Linked DNA regions of Homo sapiens: all the other regions are linked to region 2. A link is a loop called in an ENCODE intact Hi-C map of the cell type or tissue named here. Cell type or tissue: heart left ventricle. All regions are shown on one strand. Region 1 overlaps LOC101929762 (a long non-coding RNA gene). Region 2 overlaps SYNPO2 (synaptopodin 2). Region 3 overlaps MYOZ2 (myozenin 2). Region 4 overlaps SEC24D (SEC24 homolog D, COPII component). Region 5 overlaps MYOZ2 (myozenin 2).

Region 1 (5,000 bases), 170 kb before region 2:
TGTTGCTCCCAGAAAATTTGTAATTGGGAAAGTCACAACAAGGATTTAAAATATTTTAATTCTTACTATTTGTCCTTGAGGGACGTGTGTGGGTTTGATTCCCTAGTTTCTGATTGGCTGGACCCAAATTTGTGAAGACCAATCTCTGCACCTCACACAGGCAAAGAGATCATGAAAGGGAGCAGGCTTGGCATGCCAAAGAATACCCTAGATCATTCAGCTGAGGCTTAGCCAAAGTTCACACCACCAGCACATATACACACCTCTTAGTGTTATTCTGGATTGATTATAACTCAGACTTTGAGAAATGTGCTACCCTGTGGCTAGATGCACCCTGCCACTAATGTCTGGTAGGAATAGCAACATTGTGTCCTGCGGAGCTGTAACCCAGTAGTTCCAGGAGGTAATCAACAGCTTAACCATGACTGAGCTGGGTGGGGTAGAGTGAAATATAGCATAGGGAAGTAGTAGATCAATGACTGACTCAGGGTTAGATACTAGACAGAATCCTTTTTTTCCTAAATGCATCCATAAGGACTGACAAGTGAATTTCCTTACTACCTAAGCTCTCTGTTTTTTCATGTTTCCAAGGCATAGCACAGTGCCTAGCACAGATGCTTAACAAGCAGTGTTTATTGGATGGAGTAAAAATTGGAAGTTTTGTTGATTTTTTTGAATAGAGTCATCTGTGTGGGCTAAAGTTGGAGAGGGCTTCTGTGGGAGATCAAATATGAACTTCAGCTTGGAAGGATTATAAGCAAGTGTATTTGAAGGCATTGAGGAAGATATGTAACTTAAAAGAGCAAAGTTTTAGAAACAGGATTGAACAAGGCCAGTACAGGACTACAATGGGAAGCCTTTGTAAGTTCTGGGGCAGAATGATTCATTTGGAATAAGGTACAGAAGAACTGTAGGGGAAACTATAGCTAGGCAAGAAGAGAAATCTCTAGGCTGTGACTCAGGGATGAGTCAACCAGAAAAATCTAGTCACAATTGACCACTCCCTCCTTGACATCTTCATCTCAATTCTTGTGACATCATTCCTTTATGGCTTTCATCCTGCCTCATGGGCTTCTCTTTCTCAGCCTCCTTTTCTCTTGTACTTTTCAATCTGCTTTAAATGTTGATGTGCCTTAGTGCCTGATCCTGAGATGTCATTTATCCTCATGGTTTTAAATCTATTTCCCACACAGCAGCCAATTAGTCTTTTAAAAATATTGACATGTTACTCCCCAACTTAAATTGTTCAATGACTTTTCATTCACATAGAATAAAATCCAAAATTCTTGCCAAGGCCTATAGACCCCTGAATGATCTGTTCCTGCTTCCGCAACAACATCTCATGCTGTTCAAGGCTTTGCATTCTCTATTCTCTATGTCTGGAAGACTAGTTCTAAACTGGGGGTGGTTTTCTCTCCCATGGACATTTGGCAATGGTTGGAAACATTTTTGGTTGTCACAGTTGCGGGCAGGGATGCTGCTAAACATCCTACAATGGACAAGACAGTCTCCCACAACAAAGAATTATCTAGTCCCCAATGTCAGTAGGATCAAGGTTGAGAATTACTGGCCTAGAACATTCTTCCCATGGGTCTCTAAGTGATTGCTATAGTAATGTGCCTTGTCATTGAAAGTAGCTGGTCTGAACGAGTAAGGCACAGATGAAGTGGGAAGGAGAGAGAGAGTTCCTGAGGATCCTCTCTCCTCTTACAAGGAATTCTGGACTTCAGTATTTACTGGATTCCTAAAGCTCTGCAGCATGACATTTTGTTAAACACTGGAAGTTCAAATTCAATATCCATGATATCTTAGCTAGCTCTTACTTGGCTGAAACTTTTCTGGCCATCCATCCCAGACCTTCTAAGGCTCTGCCATAACAAGGTCAACATTTGCTAGTAAATCACTGCTAGTGGTTTAACTAGTGGCCTCTTTAATTTTTGCTGACTTAGGGTCAGCGTAGGCAATTTCATTACCCTTGTATGTTATTTCACATTGAAACATTCTAATTTTCTTATCATTAAAATTGGGGTGAGAAGAAATACTTATACAAATATCTTTTTATAAGGCCCTAGATAAAAGCAACTGTAAAGTCCCACACTAGGTTATGATGGCCATTAGTGCCATTATTATGATTACTAATGCTGATTACTAAAAAAAAAAAAAATGTTCTTATAGAATCCCATTATCATTGATGACAATGATATGTATTTAATTAAAATCTCAAAAGTACAGAAAGCTTTAGATTTCATCTGGTCCAGCCTCCCACTCAATGGAGGATCATCCTCACCAGTGGGCTATCAGCTTCTGTTCAAATATGGTAACAGTGATAGAAAACCTAATGCTTTGCAGGGCAGCCTATTATTGCCCTTTTAAGACTAACTCAAAAAAATGTTCATCACAATGAGTTGGAATCTATCTCCTAGTAATTTCCACATACTAGCCTTATTTCTGTCCTTTGAAACAACAGAAATCTATATTCTCCTTTTTCATAAGATAGTAGTTAACACTGAAAATATCTTTTGTGTTTTTAAGCTAAAATACTCCACTCTAGCAACGATTTTTGAAAGCCTAGTAAATATTACACTAATCCACATATTCATTCATTTATTATACAGTACTTCACCTCATCCTACAAATGATTTAAATGATTTTAAATAAATTCTGGCATATAATAAAAAATGGAGGTCAAACATAAATAAGAAAAAACAATCAGAGCTATCAGGAATTAAAATAAGAGTAAAAGGTAAAGAGCGAGAGCAAAAGAACAGATATATGCATGAGCCTGTAACTTAAACTTCAGTTTGGCTATGTTCTAAAACCAAAAGTGAATGAGATATTTAAGTTATCAGTAACAGGAAAACATTTTTCTGTCATCGTTTAAAATGCTTTTCTCCCCCATGTGAGCCTGTATCTAAGGAGACTCTTATCTATGTTCACTGACAATGGCTTCATCAACATGTTCCTGGCAAATGCAGTAACAAGCCTCACATACCATCCATGTGACTGAATTCAAGATGCTGTCTTGTCAACTTCAGAAAAATATGTGGTGCCCAAAAATAAAAACAGATTTTTGCAATTACCCCAATTGTGGTTTGGAGAAATTACTTCCTCCCATAGTTCAGACACTGTTTTCTTATCAGGATAGTTTAAATAAGATTGTTTTGCAATTGTGTCACTTTGTTAACCAATATTAGTTTATGTTCAAAATACTTGATTTTTAATTTATTTCTCTTTTATAAAGTGATAGGAAGCCAGGTTTTCCAAATCTTAATGCCATTATTCTTTTTTGGACACAAATATTTATGCTGTCTCAGAGCACAAGCAACCCCATCATTGGTTTTCTTCATTTCTTTTAAGTATCTTATTTTGCTTTGAAGTTTCATGCCAGTAAGTTTCATCTTATCTCATAAGATTCACTATTCTTCCTCTATTTTTGTATTGCAAAAATTAGTAATATCTTCTTTGTCTTCAGCTATGTCATTAAGGAAAATGTTGACGAAGACTGGATTCCTGACCTTCTGCCCCAGCTGCAGCCTAAATTAATCCTAATGGCAGAACTAAAAGTGTTAGAAAGCCAAGAAAAGAAATGTTTAAGGGCAACATGGTGTCATAAAATAGTATGGTTTTTGTACCTGGACAGAAACAGATTTAAATCCTGACATTGCCATTTATTGTTTGTGTGATCTTGAAAAGCTATTAACTTCCATAAATCTCAGTTTCTTCATCTGTGTGTAGCAGGGTATCCTAGCTAACTGGATTGCTGTTAACAGGATTAAGTAGGACTGCCAGCCCCTCTGGACACTTATTTGCCTAGTTTTGTAATTTTTTTTTTCTGGCAATGTTTTGTAATCTGAGCAAAAGAATGAAAAAAAAAACAAATTGTGGAATTATTTGTGCTCAGAAGCAACGTGGATATGATAGAAACAACACTGAATGTTCTTTGCTCTCAACAAGTAGTTGTATGACTGTGGGCAGATCAGTTTTAACCTCTTTTAACCTCTCTTTCCTCATGCTTAAATGGAAGAATTAGAGTACAGTGTTCTAAATATGTGAAAGTGCCTTTTCTCAATTGTTATTTAATCCCTAAATATGTGTTAGAAACTAACTGCTTTATGCAGACTATTTTATTTAACTTTTTCAATGACCCTAAATATTAATATTTAGATATTACTAATATCCTTATTTTAGAAATAATGAAAATGAGGTACCTAGCATAGTGTCTAGAACATAGGAAGCACTCAATAAACAGAAGATGAATGACTAAATAAAAGACCATATAAGTTAAATATGCTGTCAAGTTACAGCCATGGAAATGCAGTAGAGTAAGTAGAAATGAACAAAGCCAGTATGTACTGCACTAATAATAGGTCCAGAAGTATTGGCCAAAAATATCTGGAGGTTTAATTGTCATAAAGTTATTCACTAGCATTCCTTTCTATGAACATCAATTCTCTTCAACTTTTTATAAAACTAGTTTTATAAAATTATTTTATATATAAGATGCCTTAGAATCTTAGTATCTTAGTGATGGAAAGGACCTCAGAGATTAGTTTGTTAAAATCCCTCACTGTACATATGAGAAAACTTAAGCCCAGGGAAGAAAAATTACCCAAGGTCATTCTAGACTCTGGCAGAACCAGAACTGAAATCCAATTCCTTAACATTTGGAATTTGCCTAGTGTGAACAATTTTCCATGAAGTATTCTGAAGTTTCATGGAAGATGGAACTCTTTTCTTTCTTAAAGTACAGTAAAATTTCTTATATATTCAAATATTAGAATATTGATAAACATACGTGGCACTTTTGTACCTTTTTATAAGACAAAGGAAAGAGAACATAAGGAGGTCAAGAGTATTTCAAAGGCGAATATTTTCTTTTTTCTGAATTGTGATATCCATGGTAGTTCTCTGACTGTACAAAAAACAACCATCGTGTTTGCAAATTTATCAAACTTATTTTCCCACTCCTTGGAAATATAACAAATCCAAGCCTGTGTGAC
Region 2 (5,000 bases):
CAAAACTTCCCACTGATGTGTTTAGAAGCATCCTCTGTCACGACTTCTAATTACATTAAAAATCTCTGACAATTCAAAGCGAGTTAATGGCAATGACGAAGACACAGCAACTATACAGTGTGTGACAACATAATTTCACAAAGATGTGGAGAATACAGGATGAGGAAAATGACTGAGTTGGCCTTTGTAACTGCTTTTCTGTCCACTATGTTTCTAAGCTTATTAAATGGAACCTTTGATTAATATCCTGGGCCCTGGGGAAATTGTTTAACCTACTGTTCTTTGAGAAATGTAAGATTTACTCCCTATCATATTTATGTTTTCCTGGTCAAAAACATGACCCCAGAGTGAGGTTTAAAATTAGGAATCTTAATCACTTGAACTTGGGAGGTGGAGGTTGCAGTGAGCTGAGATCACGCCACTGCACTCCAGCCTGGGCGACAGAGTGAGACTCCATCTCAAAAATAAAATAAATAAAAATAAAATTAGGAATCATAAATCCAGCTCTTCATCAGGAAAGGCATCAACAGCTTGTTTTCTTAAGCACAGAATAGAAAAAAATTATGCTCAATTCCTTTATCACATCTCTGGTCCAAGTGATAAGTTTTATTTAATGATATCTTTCCTGTTTGAGGGAATTTACACAATAATTTCATGTATGTCATTTCATTTTAGAGACATGGAGATGCCATAAACTATGTGGGATTTTCAAATGTGTGATTGTTTTGCTGGAGGAGAAACATGGGTTAAAGAGAAGTATACAATGATGGTCACGATCATGTGCTTTTCAAATACAAATGGGAAACTTAGGAAACATCTTTTATCAGAAGTATCCCAGTTACATTTCTTCAGAATAAGCAGCATTTACTTCCATTGAAAACACTAATTCCAGATATAGTTGTAGTCTGTCATTAATCACTGAAAGGATGTCTCGGGAGTTATTGGAATGTGTGTCTACTTATCAGACATACGAAATTAGAGATCAAATACTTAATTTTGCCCATGGCTATAGCTGCTATTACAGCTGGTTTTTATTTGCATAGCTTTTTTTTTTTTTTTTTTTTTTTTTTTGAGACGGAGTCTGTCTCTGTCACCCAGGCTGGACTGCAGCAGTACGATATGGGCTCACTGCAACCTCTGCTCCCCAGGTTCAAGTAATTCTCCTGCCTCACCCTGCCGGGTACCTGGGATTACAGGCATGTGCCACCACGCCCAGCTAATTTTTGTGTTTTTAATAGAGGTGGGGTTTCACCATGTCGACCAGGCTGGTCTTAAACTCCTGACCTCAAGTGATCCACCCACCTCAGCTTCCCAAAGTGCTGGGATTACAGGCGTGAGCCACTGCGCCTGGCCGGCATAGCTTTCTTAATGCATTCATGAAGCTGCAATGTATAATTGTCTTGAGATAACATTGTATGTTAATACTACAGCAAATTTTGCCATGTAGACCACACATTTATTAAAAGGATCTCATTCTTTAGTATTCTCCTGACTTCTCCCCATCCCAAAGTTTGCCTTCATTTTGATTTGATGTTAGGTATTTATTGACTATTACAATTGTTAAACAATTTTTTCACTTTTAGTATTAATTCATGCAAATGCATTGATGAATTTACAAAAATATTATGAATTAGCTAAAATACTACATCAGCCCTCTTAACTGCTATGGATATGTAATCTTAGCCTAAGATAAAAAGTAACTTCTGGGGAGACTAAAATGGATAGGCCCTCATCAATACACATTTGAGAGAAAGAGAGGAAAAGAGAGATCCTTTAGTAGTATGTGTGTCTAAATTCTTAAGCAATTATCCAAAACAAAAACAAAAAACAAAACAAAAAAAAACATGGCAGTAAGCCGAGATGGTGCCACTGCACTCTAGCCTGGGCGACAGAGCGAGACTCTGTCTAAAAACAAAACAAAACAAAACAAAAACAAAAGAAAAAAAACAACCAACCAAACAAACAAAATACAATGAACAGATCAGTCATTCATTGACCACATGGCATCAAACCTGTGCAGTGACCTAGGCTCCAGCATTAACCCATCATTTATAATATCCAGCTCTCCCATTAGTCTTTTCTCCTCCCACTGGTAAATGTACAAACATATATTTCACATCACAGAACTTCCAACACGTCACCATCTTTTCTGTTTTAGAAATAAACTTTAGTGCCTCAAAGTTTTGAAAACAATGTGCTTGTTAGGATCAAAGCCGTCACCAAGTGGGTCTGCCTGTTTCTTTGTTCCGTACACTCTTGTAACATATAAGCAGCCTCTGACTGATTTTGCATTTTGTTGACATACTACTCTATTTGCCAAGATTAATGTTAAAGTTAAACAAAAATATTGGGCTCTTTCCCTATGATGCATAAAGTGCATGAACTTCCTTTTTCTTTTGAAAATTTTATAATCGTATTTATTTTCATTTTAAAAAGCTAATAAGCATTCAAAGTGCTTCAAAATTTTCCATTAGCCTAGATCCCAAAATAAGAATGTTTAGATTACTGCCAGATAGATTTAAGCTAGTTATTAGTAAGAATATTTTGGATTTGGAGATAACAGAGTCTAGGGCCCAACAGCCAAGGGAAGTCATACAATCTTTTTCCCCAGAGATAAGAAAAAATAGCCAAGGAAATTCAATCTCTTTTCTAGATAATAAAATTGTATCATTCTATTCTATCCCTAGAAATATTTATACTCATTCTTGATTAGAAGCAGGGGGTCAGATAAAAATCACGTCTCAAGGCCCCCTTTAGTCTTTTGTCTTTTTTAAAAAAAGAATATTCAAAGCAAATTGTAATGCAACGAGCTTTAGAATGGCTGCCTGTGAAGCACTGAGAGGGAAGGAGAGTTTGCTGCCATCTCCTGGACGTTTGAAATAAAATCGGCAAGATGAGTGCTTCAGCGCCTGCCTGTTCCTTTTAGACGGGGCACTAAGACTGTGGAAGCAGGTGCAGTTTACAAGTCTGGCTGTCCCTGACTGGATAAACAGGAAAACTATTTATGGGTTTTAAAGAATAAAGTTGATTTAAGTGGTTTGCATGTTAGAAAAGTGTTATTCAAAGTGTAGTTCACAGCCCATTAGCATCAGAATCACCTGGGTTGTATGTTACAAAAACAAATTCCTAGGTCCCACCCAAACCTAGTAAATCAGAATCTCTAAGGTGGGGCTATCTCTAAGGTGGGGAAATCTTAATTTTACACTAGGAACAAAAAGTGGAAAGCTATATGTTACACTACGAAGGGAATAGTTTGCTCATACTAAAGTGCTGTATATAAAGGAAATCATATTAGTTCATTCAATGTAAAATTAAAATTAAAAGTTCTAAGTAATATATTTAGTGTTGCTGTTTATTTCAGTAATACCACCCACAATGAGTTGTGACATTTCAGTGAGTATTTCATAATGCAGAATTCAAAATCTAGCCCATATTGGACTTACGTGAAGAATTATGATCTGCACCATTTGTTAAACAGTAATAAGTAATCCAACCACAACCAACAGACTCTGAGTGTGAATTAAAAAAAAAACTCCAAACCAAAGATCTAATTGTGGAAGGATTGCAATGAAACCTTAAATTAGTACATTATATTAGTTCAACCAATTCCTTAGAGATTCTTAGCTCTAGAAAATGGTTTTGTGAACATTTCTTTATCAGTGTTAGATATGCTAGGTGAAAAAAGAACAAAGGGGTTTTTAGTACAGTAAGAGGCCTAGTTTTGCTTTATTTTTAAATGTAATTAAATGGCACAAAAGGAAAGCAAGACTAAATCAATTCAATTGCATTTGAAACAAAAGCTATTCTGGATTCAGATAACATTTTCAGAATCTCAGCTTGTTTTGATTTTTTATCTTCAAGATGAGTCTTGACTTCTGCTTCTGACTCAGAAGGATTCTAGAAGTACCAGAAAACCCACAAAAATTCCCTGGGTTTGAAAGGCAGCTGGAATATTAAGTTCCTCCCTATGTCAGTGGCTCAGCTTCTTAGAATTGTTTTTCATCACTTGCCCTGAGCTGGGAGTTTGCTCTGTTCAGGCCGAGGTTTCACTCTTTCTGTTTTTGGAAAGTGATCATGCCTCTCAGGCAAGGGGATCAATTACTCTAAAAAGGCCAGGTTGCTGACCCTTTGTCCTAGGACAGTGTGGAAAGGAGGGATAAGGACAGCTGTGAGCTGCGCCCTCCTAGGTCAGCCCAACTGTTGCAGGTCTGAAGTGGGGTAGTCTCAGGGATAGGGTTGCCAACTGCTCCACTTTCAGTGTAATAGGCCTATTTAAGCTTCAACTATGCTACCAGGTTACTCAGGATACCAACTATCCTGTTTAGAGAATATGTTTGGTTTACAAACATTTCCCCAGAAGAGCTCTCTTCATATTACTAAGTCCACTACATTCATTCTATTTAACATTGGTACTTTGAACTGAAAACAGTGTCTTTATAGTAGAGGCTCAAAGCTGATGTTATTTTATAAAAATATTGAACCAGTCTTTTTGAATCTGATCTCATCTTTGTATACCACGAAAAGAATGCTGGCACAATAGATGAACACAAAGCAGGAAAAAATGGACAAACAGGCTGAATACAGAGGAATGTAAACATATAAACTTCAGTAAGAAGAAAAAAGAGAAGAAACAAAGATCTCTCAACGACTCCTGGGAATAGATTTCTTGTGTCAATGTGAAATTTATAGCGACACTCCTTCTACTTTTCCTATTTTAGTTGTGGGTCTCAAACTGGGATTCATATTAACAGAGAACACAAAAGAACTTGTTTAATTGTGTTTTCCTCATTGGAAGTTTTTAAAATAGTAGCTATTGTTTATTGAGTGCCCCTTAGAAGAATAATAATAGCTAACATGTGTTGAATACTTTCTCTGTGCCAGGCAGTGTTTTATATACAAAATGCATATTGTTTCATTTAATCTTCATAACAACTTGTGAGGTACACCTATTATTGTCTTCGTTTCACAGCTGAGGTATTGAAGCACAGGGCGACTGAATC
Region 3 (5,000 bases), 100 kb before region 2:
GGTTGGTCCCAGCTACTTGGGAGGCTGAGGTGGAAGGATCAGTTGAGCCTGGGAGGTGGTTGCAGTGAGCTGAGATCAGGCCACTGCACTCCAACATGGGAGACAGAGTGAGACCCTATCTCAAAAAAAAAAAAAAAAAAAAAAAACCACACACGCACACAGAAAAAATTACAAAACAATATCCCATATCCCACATACACGTAGAAGCAAAATCCTTAACATATTATTAGCAAATATAATTAAGCAATATATGAAAAGAATTTTATATCATGAGCCAGTGGGGTTTAATCCAGGGAGGCAAGGCTGTTTCACTATTCAAAGATCAATCAATGTAATTCACTATGTTAATAGGCTAAGGAAGAAAAATCACATTACTGTATCTTTGAGATCTAGAGCTAGGCAAAGATTCACCATGTTAATGGGCTAAGGAAGAAAAATCACTTTAGTATATCTTTGGGACCTAGGGCTAGGCAAAGAGTTGCTAAACAACACCAAAATCATGATCCATAAAAGGAATAATTGATAAACTGGACATCATCAAAATGAAAAACTTTTGCTCTGAGACAGACCCTACTAAGAGGATGAAAAGACAAGCTACAGAATGGGAAACAATATTTTCAAAACATGTAACCTTGAAAACAGTCTAGCATAAATACAGAACTATCAAAATTCACTATTAAAAAAGCAAACAATCCAATTAGAATGTGGGCCAAAACATGAAGAGGCATTTCAACTGAAGAAGATATACAGATGGCAAATAAGCATTTGAAAAGATGGTAAACATCATCAGTCACTAGGGAAATGCAAATTAAAATCACAATGATATATCACTATACACCTATCAGAATGTCTTTAATGAAAAATGATGACAGCACCATTTGCTGGTGAGGATGTGGAGAAACTGGGTCACTCATACATAGCTGCTGAAGATATAAAATGGTACAGACACTCTAGAAAACAATTTAATAAATTCTGTTATAAACTGAATGCAGAACTACCCTGCAATACTGGACATTTATCCCAGTGAAATGAAAACTTGTGTTCTTGAAAAATCATATACCCAAATGTTCATAGCATCTTCCTTCTTGATAATCAAAAACTGAAAACAACCCAGATGTACTTCAATGGGTAAACTATTAAAAACACTGTGGTCCATCCACAGCATGGTATTCAGCAACAAAAGGGAACAAATCATTGAGAACAAGACCCGGGTGAATCTCTAGAGAATTACACTGAATGAAAAAGCCATTCCCAAAAGGTTATATGCTGTATGATTCCATTTGTATATCATTCTTGAAATTACAGAAAAATTATAGAAATGGAGAGCAGAATAGTGATTGGTCAGGGTTTAAGGAGAGATGGGGCCTAGAGAGAAGTGGGTATGGCTATGAAAGGGCAACATGAGGGACCCTTATGGGAATGGAAATATTATGTCTCTTGACTGTATCAATGTCAATATTCTGGTTGTGATATTGTACTATAGTTTTGCTCGATGTTACCACTGGGAAAGGGCACATGGGATAGCCCTGTATTACATCTTAACAACTGCAGGTGAAACTATGATTATCTAAAAAAAACTCAAAATAAAAAATTTAATTAAGAGCTATCAAGCCATGAAAAGACATGAAGGATTCTTAAATGTATATTTCTAAGTAAAAGAAGCCAGTCGGAAAAATCTACTTACTGTATGATTCCAGCTATTTGACATTCTGGAAAAGACAAAACTAGAAGGTAGCATAAAGATCAGTAGTTGCCAGGGACTTGGAAGGAGGTAGAGAGAGACGGATGAATAAGTGGAGCATAGAGGATTTTTAGGGCCGAGAAACTATCCTGTGTGATGCTGTAATGGCAGATATACGACACTGCATTTGTGAAAGCCCGTAGAACTGCGTAACACAAAGAGTGAATCCTAATGTAAACTATGGACTTTAGTTAATGCTGTGGTTTGAATGTCTGTCCTTTCCAAAGCTCATGTTGAAATTTAATTGCCAGGCCAGGCGCGGTGGCTCACGCCTATAATCCCAGCACTTTGGGAGGCCCAGGTGGGCAGATCATGAGGTCAGGAGTTCGAGACCAGCCTGGCCAATGTGGTGAAACCGCATCTCTACTAAAAATACAAAAATTAGCCATGTGTGGTGGTGTGCACCTGTAATCCCAGCTACTCGGGAGGCTGAAGCAGGAGAATCGCTTGAACCTGGGAGGCAGAGGTTGCAGTGAGCTGAGATCAGGCCACTGCACTCCAGCCTAGGTGACAGAGCAAGACTCCATCTCAAAAAAAAAAAGAAAAAAGAAAGAAAGAAATTTAATTGCCATTGTAACAGTATTAAGAGCTCAGACCTTTAAAAGGTAATTAAGCCATGAGTACCCCACCCTCATGGGTGGGATTTGTGACCTTATAAAAAGATGAATTCAGCCCCCTTTTCTCTCTTGTCCTCTGCCATTTGATGACTCAGCAAAAAGACCCTCCCTTGATGCTGGCACCTTAATATTGGACTCCCTGGCCTCTGGAACCATGAACAATGTCTTTCATTATAAACTACCCAATCTCAGGTATTCTGTTATAGCAGCACAAAATGGAGTGCAACAGTTATCAATATTGGTTCATCAGTTGTTACAAATACACACTGATGCAAGATGCTAATAATAGAGGAAACAGCAGCGGGGAAGAAGTTTATACAGCAACTCATCGTACTTTCTCCCTCACTTTCCTGCAAGTCTAAAACTCTAAAAAATAAAGTCTATTATTAAAATGTTTAAAAATTTTTATACTTCTTCCTAATGCAATGCAGAACAGCTTTGTCTGGCTCTCTAGTATCCCCAAACAAAACAAAGCAAAATGCTGCACTTCACAGTCCCCAGGAATGGTAGAAATAGCCTATGGAAAAGGCATAAGAAAAACAGAGCAGAGTACATGAGGGTATTTTGCAACAATTTCCCGGGAGTTGCTCGTCAGCTTTGCTGAGTTCTACAGGGAATATTCACCCTTGCTTATTTGCAAGTGTTTGGAGTCTCTGTCACTATGTGTTTGGACCATGGAAGGATGAGCAAGTTTATTTTTTAGTGTGTCTATGAATATCCCTCAACATACTAGACAATGTGATGGGGATGCGATATTTCAACTTTTTGATTCTGGATTCAAAATAGCAAGTTCAATTTAGATTATAAAAGATAGAAGAGACGTTACGCTCTTGAGGTTATTTATATCCATTGTAACTGTATAGGGAAAATATGTAATGTTCTACTACTGCATATCTGTTTCCAGCTCTGCATTTAGTGCTTCCATGGTGGTAGCTTGAATTTGGCCATGGTGGAAGCATTTATACCACAGAAATTTGCAAATTCTACAAATCAAAACATCCCTACTGCTGCCCCATTCAAGAAGCAATTGTTAAATATATAATAGCATACTAATGGGCACATCCATCAGTGTCAGGGATGTATTGCATAAACAAATAAAACACACAAACAAAATTTTCCAAGGTTTTCTTCCCTTCCCTTCCCTTCTAATAGTTAAATTTATGATGTCACTGGAGCAAGGGTTTCAGAACCATTTGTGAGTTAAGGAATCTAATGCATGATCACTCTCATTACTTAAACTTTCAGAGTCAAGAACGCTGTCAGCTGAGCACACAGATTCTAAGTTCAGCTGTTGCCTGCCCTTCGCTGCAAACCCTTGCACAGGTTCTTAACGGTGTGTTTAATCTTGATGCTTGATAAATGATATGTTTTATTTAGAATACATATCCTTGCCTTCATGGCTTAGAAGGTTGTCTTTGTGGCATTAGATCATCTATTAAAAATAAGGCCGGGCATGGTGGTTCATGCCTGTAATCCCAGCACTTTGGGAGGCTGAGGCAGGTGGATCACCTGAGGTCAGGAGTTTGAGATCAGCCCTGCCAACATGGCAAAATGTCTCTACTAAAAAAATACAAAAATTAGCCAAGCGTAGTGGCAGGCACCTGTAATTCCAGCTACTCGGGAGGCTGAGGCAGGAGAATCACTTGAACTCAGGAAGTGGAGGTTGCAGTGAGCGGAGATTGCACCACTGCACTCCAGCCTGGGCAACAGAGCAAGACTCCATCTCAAAAAAAAGAAAGAAAGAAAGAAAGAAAATAATATGGTTAGGTGTACTTTCTTATTGGTGTCATTTATACTGAGAACTTCAGTTAGATGAGTTAATCTAATCCATAGTTTGCAAAGACACTCACTTACAAATAATTGTAGTACGACAAAAGACCTTTTGAAACTGTTCTACCATGATTGGCAACTGCAATTACTAGAGGGTAGCTAGCTGAAGCTTATTTGCTTTAGGGTGGGCTTATTGATTATCTGCATTTGCACAGAACTCTTCCTCCTGTCCCTGGACAGTTGGCCTATGTAATTGAATAATAGTCCATAAAATATGTTCTTCTATAAAGTAACATGTATGTACATATTACATATAACATGTAAGATCATAGTCCAGACTGTGATTTTGGATAATGCCTTAAAACTCCAATTGATAAAAAGTTCTGTGATAATTATCTCTACATAAAAAAGTTGATTTTGAATACCATCTGTGATTCTTTATTTTCTTATTTCATATGTCTCTGTCTTGATTTGAGTTCTAAGGCTATTTTATAAAGTTTTCAAAAATTTGTCATTAATAAAAATATTATTTAAAAACTGTATAAATCTATAAACATTCAAAAAATGACATTACCAATGTATTGAATTATACAAACAGAATAATCTAGTTCTGTTTATAGGATGTATGTCTAAAACATATTTGAGTGAAAAAGCCTTCAAAGAAAGTTAGGATGATGGAATAACATAGCTAGAATTGAACTCTGCAATTTCAACTTCAGTGTAAAATACAATTTAGCCTAGTTCTCTTGTACTCATTTTCTGGAGTGCCTTATTAGGGGTTAGATGCTCAGAAAACTTATGAATTCACAAGATATGACTGCACACCAGTTTTCAAAATAAAACATGCAAACCTTTCTAGCTCTTATTTTTCT
Region 4 (5,000 bases), 290 kb after region 2:
ATGAGCTGGGAGCAAGTTGAAGATGGTGGCATAAGAAAGGCGTCTGATGCCTGCAGATGTGTTTGTGACTGTAGTTTCCCTTACCCTATTCTTAAGGAAACTTGAGAAGTATGGATTTTCTGCTGAATATGATGTATTTTATTACAGAACTCTCTCATGGGGTTGGTTTAATCTGAATTTGAACTTGATTAGCATGAAAGAAAACTACTCTAATTGCTGGAAATGGTCTTTCTCTCTTTTCCTTCTCTCAAACTGGTTCAACTTAGGCTAATCTATTATCCTAGACAGTTACTTCACCAGTCCCTTGTTCCTTATCAATGCTGGTGATATGAAGCTAATAGCCTGTTGATATAAGTTATGAAATCATACTCTTTCCTTTGGTGTCATTATAACTTTATGTACCATTGGAGCACAGATGTGTGACTTTGGCAAAAGATAGGAGGAAAAAATAAAAGGATACTGTTGGTTATTCTCTGCCACTATTCCGATCTCTCTTTTAAAAGATTTTATTCAAGCCAATTACCTTTTTCTACTTTATCTTTTAAAACAAATCTGGTTGTTTCTTCTCCCCTGAAATTTATTTTGGGCTGTGCATATGTGTAACTTTATTTTTTTTAAGGTAAGATTGTCATCAATTTGATCTACTTGCCAAACAGCTTTTTAAAAAGCACAGTCTGAAGTCTTGATTAACATCTGAGAGTGTGTTAATCTCTTAGCTGATCTTTTGAAAAAGGAAGGCCTCATTCTTTACTATTTAACTTTGAATTTATACCTTTGGCCTCTCAAGGTCGCCAGACTTTTCTGACTTCTCTGGAACAGGAAAGAAAAGATTTGAATGTTTCATCTGTTATTCAGATCAAGCTCTTTAGTTATTTTGCCTTTTTTTTTTTTTTGTCTGTTTGTTTTTAATGCTGCTGTAACTAAAACGTTCCAAATGCTTGATCTTAAAATTTTCTGGTTCATCTAGTTACCAATGTCTTCAGTATTGCTCTGTCAGGTTCATTCCATTAAAATGATGATGGGTCAAGCATTGAGAGAAGTAATCATTGAAAAAAAGAACATCAATGTATTAGTCTTTATGAAATCTCTTATATAACTTCACAAAACATGTCTAGAATTAATAGGAAGGAGAGGCTGAAAATTAGTTTTCTTCTGGATATGATTTAATAAGGCAGTTACACCGTTGAAGAAAATTTTAGGACAGTTCTGTTTCTCAAACAAATAAAAAAAAGTTCCCATGGAGACCAGTACTAATATTTTGCAATAATGTAGGATGTTCTGATTAGATGCTTTTAAAAAATGTTAATTTAGATCTTAAGTGAACCCTGTGAATCCCAGGATACTCCTTTCCCGTCACTTGAAAATGTCCAAATCCAATGGGAAATAGTAATCTAGTTTTTCCTCTGTAGATTTTCTTTTATGTATTTTGCCTTAGTTGATTCTAAATTAACTATTAAAAGAGAATAAAAGCCCTTTGTGATTTGCTGGGATATTTTTCACCTAATGTCATAAAAAGTTTTACTGGGAAATGGGAGCTTAACTAGTGGTGTGCTGGTAAGCTCTCAAAAAAATAAAGCCTTAATTTGTAGTGTTAGCTCAATCCATGGTGTCAGTGCTTCTAGCCAGGCTGGTTCTAAACTATCAGGGTGACATGACTAAACTGGAGTTGGGAAGAAATGTATACTATTGGGTTATCAGTTGGGGCTCTAACTTGACATCCCAAATCCAGTTTTTCACCATCATGATAGTCATCCTCAGTTAAATATCGAATTCCCCACATTGTACCCGACCCTCAGGGGACAGATAACATAAGCTTTGGGTCCTGTCCTTTATTAGCATGCAGTCAAGGACTTGTGACTAAAAGGTACCTTATGCTAAGAGCCCAATGAGAATGATTTATAAGTGTTTAGAAGAGGAAATGACTTCTAATTGGTAGCATCGGGGAGATTTCACAGAGGAGGAAGAATTTGCACTTGGTTTTGAAGAGTAAGATTCAAATGAATCGGGTGGGGGTTGGGGTGAGTATGGATGCAGTATAGCATAGTGGTTAGTTGCATAAAGTTGCACCATTTAGGATAATTGAGGTGTGTGTGAGTGTCTGTTGTATGTGTAGTTAGAAAGAATAGGGATTCTCATTTCTGAAAGCTTTGCAAGTGTCCAGAATATAAACAGTTTCCAAGTGCTTTTGGAAGGGATTATGAGAATCTATTTAAACTGCCCAGTGAAGAACAAATAGCCTCAGTTAGTGAAGGAAGTAGAGAAGAAAACACAGTTCAGAGTCAGTACCTTATCAGCCTGTACTCTGTTGACATATCAAAGAAATTGGTAAGTCTGCAGCAGAATCAGCAATTTGAACTTGAGATACTTCCATCTAGATACTTCCATTTTCCTCTCCCTTGTACTCAAGTAACTCTTTAGGCCGTATGCAAAATTTAGAAGCTGGGCAAACCAGGTTCCTTTTCAAAAAAGTTGTCCTTTAATCAAAATAAGTTATGCTGACATCTAATGGTCAAAGAAAGTGGCATGTATGTTTTGTGTCTTTTCTTTAACCATTGAGCACTATGTAATATTCTCCATTGAAAATTGGTAAGAGCATCAATAGTATCTATGTGTTTTCTTTTAGGGGAGACAAAAATAGACTGTACAATGCACTCAACAAACATGAAACTAAGTTTAGACCATGAAATTCTGAAGGTACTCACTATAGACTATAGACTGGAACGAGAACATTCATGCCTTTATACTTACAGGAATACTAAGGCCTCGTTTTGGAATTCCTTAAAAAAAAAAATCTACTTTTTGTTACAGTTTTAGAGCTTTGGAGCTTTTTAGTGCTTTGCCATGACCATCATAAATGGTCACCTAATAACAATTACACTGTCATTTTATAAATGTAACTTATTTTATATATTTATACTATGTGTTTATAAGGTATATAGTTCCCCAAATCTAGCCTATTTTCTGTTGAGATTCTCTGATATGTAAGAAAAGAATCAGAGAAGAGGAGCAAGTGTTTTCTCAATAAAAGCAGCTGTCCTGTTAGTAATATGAGTATGGCTTCCTCATCCCTTGCTTCAAATATTCCATTTGTTCTTCTGACCTTCTGGTGACTTTTGAGAGAGCCTTGTTTATAAGGAATGTAAGAAGCCTAGCTTATTCATGAAAAAAGCATTATTGTTTTCTATAGATTGAAAATAAATATGTTACAGAAATATGAACAAGTGTTTACTTGATTTTTACCTAGAATTTTGAGGATTTTTTTCCTTATCAGTTTGTTTATTTTTGTAATAACTCCTATCCCCCATTGCCGTGACTAGTATTGTTTACACTTGGTAACAGAAAGTAAGACAAAAACTTTAAACATGTTTTTATGTATTTTATAGAAGACACACTTACTGAATTTCAGATAGAAACCTCCTTTTCATCTAAATTTATAAAGCATCTCAAACACTTTTTTTTTTCCTTACAGGGAAGAGCAAGAAGAGACGTCTGCAATTCGAGTGGGTTTTATCACATATAACAAAGTTCTCCATTTCTTTAATGTGAAGAGTAATCTGGCCCAGCCTCAGATGATGGTGGTGACTGATGTTGGAGAAGTCTTTGTTCCTTTGTTGGATGGTTTCCTTGTCAACTATCAAGAATCCCAATCTGTGATTCATAAGTAAATATCAAGTGTTTTATAATTTAAAAGTAAATCAGGTGTTTTGTCTTTAATTGCACTGTGTTTTGATTCAATCATACATTGTTTTATCATTAGCAAGGGGGTTTCAAGACACAGATTATAAAACTCTATCATTTATGTTAAGTCAGTCTTTTTTAAATATAGACAAGTATCTAAGAGATTTTTAAATATAGACCAGTATCTAAGAATTTTTTAAATGCTCACATTCAGCCCTATTGGTTCTTCCTCTTTTTCTGGAAAGGTATCGCAAGGGAGCTATTTCCTATATATGGATGAATGTATTCAATGATGATGGTAATAACTGAAGATGTAGCCACTGTTCCAAGAATTTATGGTCTAAGAGATCAGTATTGCAGTGAATAGAAAAAATATCTACAAAGAATGATTTTGTAAATGTTCCATTCAAATCATAGATTTTGGTGCCAAGCCACGCTAAGATATCATTTCCTAAGGAAAAATTACCTATAGGTGTTGGTGTCAAATAAATACCATATGTGTTTAGGCTTGAAATGTTAGTGATTTATTGCTTGAAGTTTATTAAAATATGCTAAACATTTCAAACCTTTTGCTTACTCATGTCTTATAGTTTGTTGGACCAGATTCCAGACATGTTTGCAGACTCTAATGAAAATGAGACTGTCTTTGCTCCTGTCATCCAGGCTGGCATGGAAGCACTAAAGGTGAGAAGAAGCCACTTCTAATTGCTAGTAAATAAATTTTAAAAACAGAGAGACAAAAAATAAGAAAGTTTCATTTATGAAAGAAAAGACAGTCTTCATTAAAACGTGGGTCACTAGAGGCTATTCCAAACTTCCACTCAGATCTCAGGAGGAAATGACCAAAACCACAGATTGCTCCCAGTGTGTCCATTCCAGCACTGTTAGCATCTGAGCAACTCATTTTGCCAGGATTTCCAGTTTAGCTCCTCCCTCTGGCTTTTATATGAACTTTATATGGTCTATTTTAAAATTAGTCCAACAATATCAGAACTACCAGATTCCCATATCACCCTCCCCAGCCATGGGATTTTCAAACATGACAGGCCAAGGCCTTGTCACAGTCAGTGACAGAGATGTGAATGCTGATTGCCAGAAGTAGATGAGAGGTTGGCCATGTCTCCAGTTGGGAAGCTGAGTCCAAAATGACTCTGATCATTCTCATAGTAATGAAGACAGTAAACTGAAGAAGCCGTAATGATTAAAAAGCACTCACTCTCACGCCTGTAATCCCAGCACCTTGGGAGGCTGAGGCAGGCAGACCACCTGAAATTGGGAGTTTGAGTCCAGCCTGACCAACATGGAGAAACCCCGTCTCTACT
Region 5 (5,000 bases), 120 kb before region 2:
GTAAAGGTGGATGGGGAAAGAATTAACTTTAACTGAGTGCTTATTATATGTTAGGGACTATTCGCATACCATCACACTTACTTTGCACAGTGACCCTGTAAAGCGAGATTTCTTTCTCTATTTTACAGATTGAGGAAACTAGGGCCCAAAGAGATGTATTTTCTTTCCCAGCATGGTAGTAAAATGGGAAGAGCCATAGGGTTGAACCCAGATCTGTCTGATTCTAAACCTTATTTCTTTTCTCATGTGGTTGATGATGTAGATACAGACCCTATTACCTGCTTTTCTGCCATAACTTTTGTTGAAAGCTACCAGAGAACTTCATTAAAATAATCCATTTCAGAATTGTATGCATTTTAATTGTGCCTAATTGGTTTCCTTCGGTATTATTTTGCTAAGTCTATCCACAGTTTTTCTCATCGTGCTCATTAAGAATGCTCTAATACCTTATTTTTAAATAATATTTAATGTTGTACAGGTGCTGTACCTGTATAACATTATCTCAAAATATTTACATATTTTCAAAAATAGTATTACATTTGAGAAGAATGCTAGGAGTACTTTTGCTAAATTTACTGTTTATTTTACAAAAATTAGACATATATCTTTAGTTTCAAGATATAACTATTTTAAATTTTTGAAATCTATACACTACTCTTGAGGAAATGCTTGAATTTTCAAAGACACTATAGGTTACTTTGAAAAGTTGTCTAATTAGATAATGTAATTTTTTGAAAGATGTCCTATTTTAATGCCCAACATTATTTATAAAGACTATAAACTGACTGAATAAGGAGTTGATTCTCTTTTAAAATGATAAACAAATGTATACTCTTTAGGAGCTGCATTGAAAGTCCTTTGAGGGAACAGAGAAAACAAAAACAATCTCCATAAGGTCTGTTGACATGAGGCAGTTGTAAATTTGGTACCAGATCTGGGCTTAATTCTTTTTTGTTTTATTTATTTATTTTTTGTAGAGATAGGGTCTTGTTATGTTGCCCAGGCTGGTCTCGAGCTCCTGGCCTAAAGTGATCCTCAGCCTCCCAAAATGCTGGTATTATAGCTGTGAGCCACTGTGCCTGGCCCTAATTCTTTTTTCTCTTGTAATTTTAATTTAAAAGATTTTTATTTTTGACTTTTGTGGGTACATAATAGGTGTATATATTTATGGGGTTCATTAGATATTTTGATAACAGCATGCAATGTGCAATAACCACATCAGGATAAATGGGGTATCCATCATCTTAAGCATTTATTCTTTATGTTATAAACAATCCAGTTATACTCTTTTAGTTATTGTAAAATGTACAATTAGGTTACTATTGACTATGGTCACCCTGTTGTGCTGTCAAATACTAGGTCTTATTCATTCTTTGTTGCTTCATAGACATTCATAACCTCAACGTCTTAATTTATAAAATGAGGATTGTAATTAATATGTCATAGAGTTACTGCGAAATTAAAGAAGACAATATATATCACAGCACTTTATAAATTGTACAGTCCTATACAAATAGGATTTCAATATAATTACAAATTACTTATTATAATTTTCAATATAGCAGGTGATTAACAGACCATCTAAAACAAAGAACGTATGGCTACTATAAATGTTTTATGTGATTCCTTTAGGTTTGAATTTTTGCATTTGTCTTCTATTTATCCAAAAAAGAAACTTTTTTTTGAGTCAGGGTCTTACTCTGTTACCCAGGCTGGATGGAGTGCAGTGGTGTGATCATGGCTCACTGCAGCCCCTCCTGGGCTCAAATGATCCTCCTACCCCAGCCCCCCAAGTAGCTGGGACTACAAGTGTGCACCACCATACCCAGCTAAATTTTGTATTTATTGTAGAAACTAGGTTTCACCATGTGATCCAGGCTGGTCTCAAACTTGTGGGCTCAGGTGATCCACCCACCTCAGTCTCCCAAAGTGCTGGGATTGGGAGCCACCGTGCCTGGGGCCCAAAAACATACTTAATGAGAAAAGATATATTATTTAAATACTATTCAATAAAGGCTTTAAATGCCTTGAGTCATATCATTAGGTACACAGAAATTTTATTGCTCTGTTGGTAAGGGGATTGGTTACCTGGAGCAATGTTGTCTGGATTTGGAGGGCTTCGTGGATCTGGGGTGTTGGGAGGAGTCAAGGGGGCTTGCTGCGAACCACCTTCCAAGTTACTTCCATCCACTTTCCCATTCTGCATAGCAATACTGTGCTGTATTTAATCAAAAGTAAACTCTGCTGAAAACTCAAAAATGTAAGCACAATAATAGGAGCTATATATGCAAAACTTCAATTGTATATTTATAATTTAAATGCAATGTCGCTTCATTACTTCCTGGGACCTCAATAATTTTTTTCATAGTAAGATGGTTGCGCACTTGAATGAGAAGATTTACTGATATCAGTCTAAGATCTATTTTATGATGACAGTCCACTTAATAATGATTAGAGCTGAAATTGAGACTTACTGTGTGCCAGGCACTGTGTGTAGTGGTTCATACCAATCATTTCATTTTCTGTTCAGACCATCCCTATGAGATAAATGTATTTAATTTTTGAATCCTTACTAATCTAATAATGTAGAGCATACTGGCTAAGCATTTGGCCTAGTAAATCTTATCTTCCATTGTATTTATATTTGGGCTTTAATTAGATTTTTTAACGTCTAGAAAGTTTAAAAATCTAACCTGAAATTTCAACGGCAATCATATGTACTCCAAAAAAACACAAAAATCATTTATATTTTAAGTTGCATAGACTTGCAAAAGGAAAAATTTTTGATTTTTAGAAAATAAAATGCTGAAAAAATACATTTGTCTTTTAAATTTTGATAAATTTGTTTTCCTATTACAGGATTTATTCTATGGCAATAATATAGCACCTTAAAAATGTTCAGTTTGCATTTTAAGAAAAAAATAGACATCGTAGTAGGTTATGTCCTCAAAAGTATAGCCAAGTTTTATTCTCATAATAAATCATTGTTTTAATTGCATATAGGAAATATGTGTATTTTAAAAAGAAGCGATTAGGTCAAATCATCTTTTAACTTCAAAAATAAAAATTTAGTAAAAAGCATAGCAATTAGACACTGATTTTGACTCTTTTGTGTGTGACATACAGAAAATCTTTCATTTTTTAATTTCTATATTTGTTTGTAAGATTCTGTGATGAAATATACCTTTACATTTTAACACTTATTTAACTTTATAGCAATTTCAGGATAGAATACAATTTTGTTTTAAAATTTAAATACTTACCATAACTAAAGGCCATAAATTAAGATCCTCACTTAATAAAATTATGAAGGAAATAAAGTTTATCTCCATTTTTATGCTTCACCCACACAGCCCCTCCCCAAGGGCTTTTGCATTCATGTTAATCTCTGCAGCATTCCAAAAAAGCCTACTTTCAAAGCAGTAGTCCAAATTTGAGCCTTTGTTCTTTCGTCTGCTTCATCAAAGCCCACATTTGGACAGGGCAGAAAATGACAATGATAAAATAAAATCTTCATGAATAAATTATACTTATAAAATATTGATAGTCTGATGATATACTAACTTCCCAGGAACATATATATATTTTCAACGAATAGCTTTTTAAACAAAAATACTTAATCTCTATTAGAATTTTAAAAGATCTATTTTGGGAAGGAATTCTCTTAGAGCTGTCTCTGCCTGAGGTTAAAACTTATAGCAAAAATATTATGACTTTAAACATTTTTACAACTTTAAACATCGCATGCCTAATTGCAAACTCATCATCATGTTCACACTTTATTGCATACTGAATAAGCCTAAATGTTTTAGCCTTGCACTGAGACCTGCCTACCTAGTCTCATCAGTTTTTAAAGATGTACCCTAAGCTTAAAACCAAACCACTTATAATTCCCCGATTATCTTGTATGCTTTTCTACCTTTGATCATAGATCAAGATTCCCCCATTATCTTGTATGTTTCTCCACCTTTCTACCTTTGATCTTTGATCATAGGAGTTCCCCTAGCAAGAGGACCCCTCTCCGTCATTACCATGGTCGGCTCTGTCGTGATTTAAAAAACACCCCTTCCCTTATTCTTCCTCCCCTTCCAATAAAAAGTTTTTTGTCTTTCTTCTCGCCGCTCCCGTATCATTTACTATAATTCGCCTTTAAAATAATATTTTGTGTCCTGTTTCATTTACTAGCTTGTTAGCTACTTGAGAACAGGGAATTTCATTTTGCCCATATGTCTTTTACAAAGCCTAAGATGGTGTCTTATATAGCACAAGCAGTCAGCGAATATTAGCTGAATTTTTAGTGAATAAATAGCCAAACCCAGCTGATTCTTTTTCACTATGACATTTTTTAAAATGCCATCTTCCTTTTTCACTTTAGTCTTCATGCTCCTGTTATCCTCATTGCTCATACTTTATCATGTCATCATCTATCTTCTGTTCATTTTCCACCAAGCATTTTCCTTCCAGTCAGACCGAATACAAATGCTGGTATGGCATTACTCCAATCTTTAGAAATTGTTCCTAATTGCCTAGTGAATAAAATGCAAACTCTTTTGCTTGGTAATGTAGATGTCATACTCACCTCATAAACATTACCTCTCATTCCTTGCAAACTTCCACAAGCCAGTTCCCCACTACTACCCTCTGCCCTCCTCAGCCCCACAAGCTGTTTCACCTGCTTTGAATGCCCTCTTTTCTGTTCTTTACTAAACCAAATCCTAGGTTTCCTCTAAGACCCATCTTAGAATTTCCGTCTTCTTTCTAACTAACTTAATCTACCGGAAATGTCTCCATATTCTGTATTATCCCAATACTTCAATAAAACCTATGCCACCTTCTCGTGCTCTTTCTTTATTTGTTCCTGTTACCTGGGTTTTGGTATTGCATTTATGTCATTTGGAGTCCCCATCCTATTTATAATCTGGCTGAAGTCTAGTTGGCCACTGATGTGATTTGGATATTTGTCCCCTCTAAATCTCATGCTGAAATTTCATTTCCAGTGT

What was found. A loop is a pair of places that touch in the nucleus more often than their neighbours do. Peaks named below come from ENCODE experiments on the same cell type or tissue, not always from the same donor. Only the 100,000 strongest peaks of a DNase experiment are listed, where the experiment ranks them.
Region 1: it touches region 2 in a loop (2.8-fold over the local background); 55 of 110 quality-filtered maps call a loop at or near these places.
Region 3: it touches region 2 in a loop (5-fold over the local background); 34 of 110 quality-filtered maps call a loop at or near these places.
Region 4: a loop joins it to region 2, with 2.7 times the contacts of the local background. A loop is called at or near these places in 10 of 110 quality-filtered maps.
Region 5: it touches region 2 in a loop (4-fold over the local background); 14 of 110 quality-filtered maps call a loop at or near these places.

The regions. Positions count from the first base shown.
Region 1 is chr4:119,205,239-119,210,238 of GRCh38, reverse strand. All of the region lies in intron 1 of LOC101929762 (a long non-coding RNA gene), which reads left to right. Among named protein-coding and RNA genes, the nearest start is that of USP53, 5.0 kb to the left of the region's middle. RefSeq lists an enhancer at 1-963. In heart left ventricle, no CTCF peak of the experiment used is centred here; no DNase peak of the experiment used is centred here; H3K27ac peaks cover 3,984 bases.
Region 2 is chr4:119,040,009-119,045,008 of GRCh38, reverse strand. All of the region lies in intron 4 of SYNPO2 (synaptopodin 2), which reads right to left. Among named protein-coding and RNA genes, the nearest start is that of SYNPO2-AS1, 58 kb to the right of the region's middle. In heart left ventricle, a CTCF peak has its summit at 2,847 (motif pointing left); no DNase peak of the experiment used is centred here; H3K27ac peaks cover 4,406 bases.
Region 3 is chr4:119,140,485-119,145,484 of GRCh38, reverse strand. All of the region lies in intron 2 of MYOZ2 (myozenin 2), which reads right to left. Among named protein-coding and RNA genes, the nearest start is that of MYOZ2, 7.2 kb to the right of the region's middle. In heart left ventricle, no CTCF peak of the experiment used is centred here; no DNase peak of the experiment used is centred here; H3K4me3 peaks cover 4,962 bases; H3K27ac peaks cover 1,884 bases.
Region 4 is chr4:118,751,358-118,756,357 of GRCh38, reverse strand. SEC24D (SEC24 homolog D, COPII component) reads left to right here. Exons shown (of 23, transcript NM_014822.4): 12 at 3,470-3,661; 13 at 4,269-4,362. Among named protein-coding and RNA genes, the nearest start is that of METTL14, 68 kb to the right of the region's middle. In heart left ventricle, CTCF peaks have their summits at 2,530 (motif pointing left) and 4,635; no DNase peak of the experiment used is centred here; H3K27ac peaks cover 4,388 bases.
Region 5 is chr4:119,155,240-119,160,239 of GRCh38, reverse strand. It overlaps MYOZ2 (myozenin 2), which reads right to left. Exons shown (of 6, transcript NM_016599.5): 4 at 2,089-2,218. Among named protein-coding and RNA genes, the nearest start is that of MYOZ2, 22 kb to the right of the region's middle. In heart left ventricle, no CTCF peak of the experiment used is centred here; no DNase peak of the experiment used is centred here.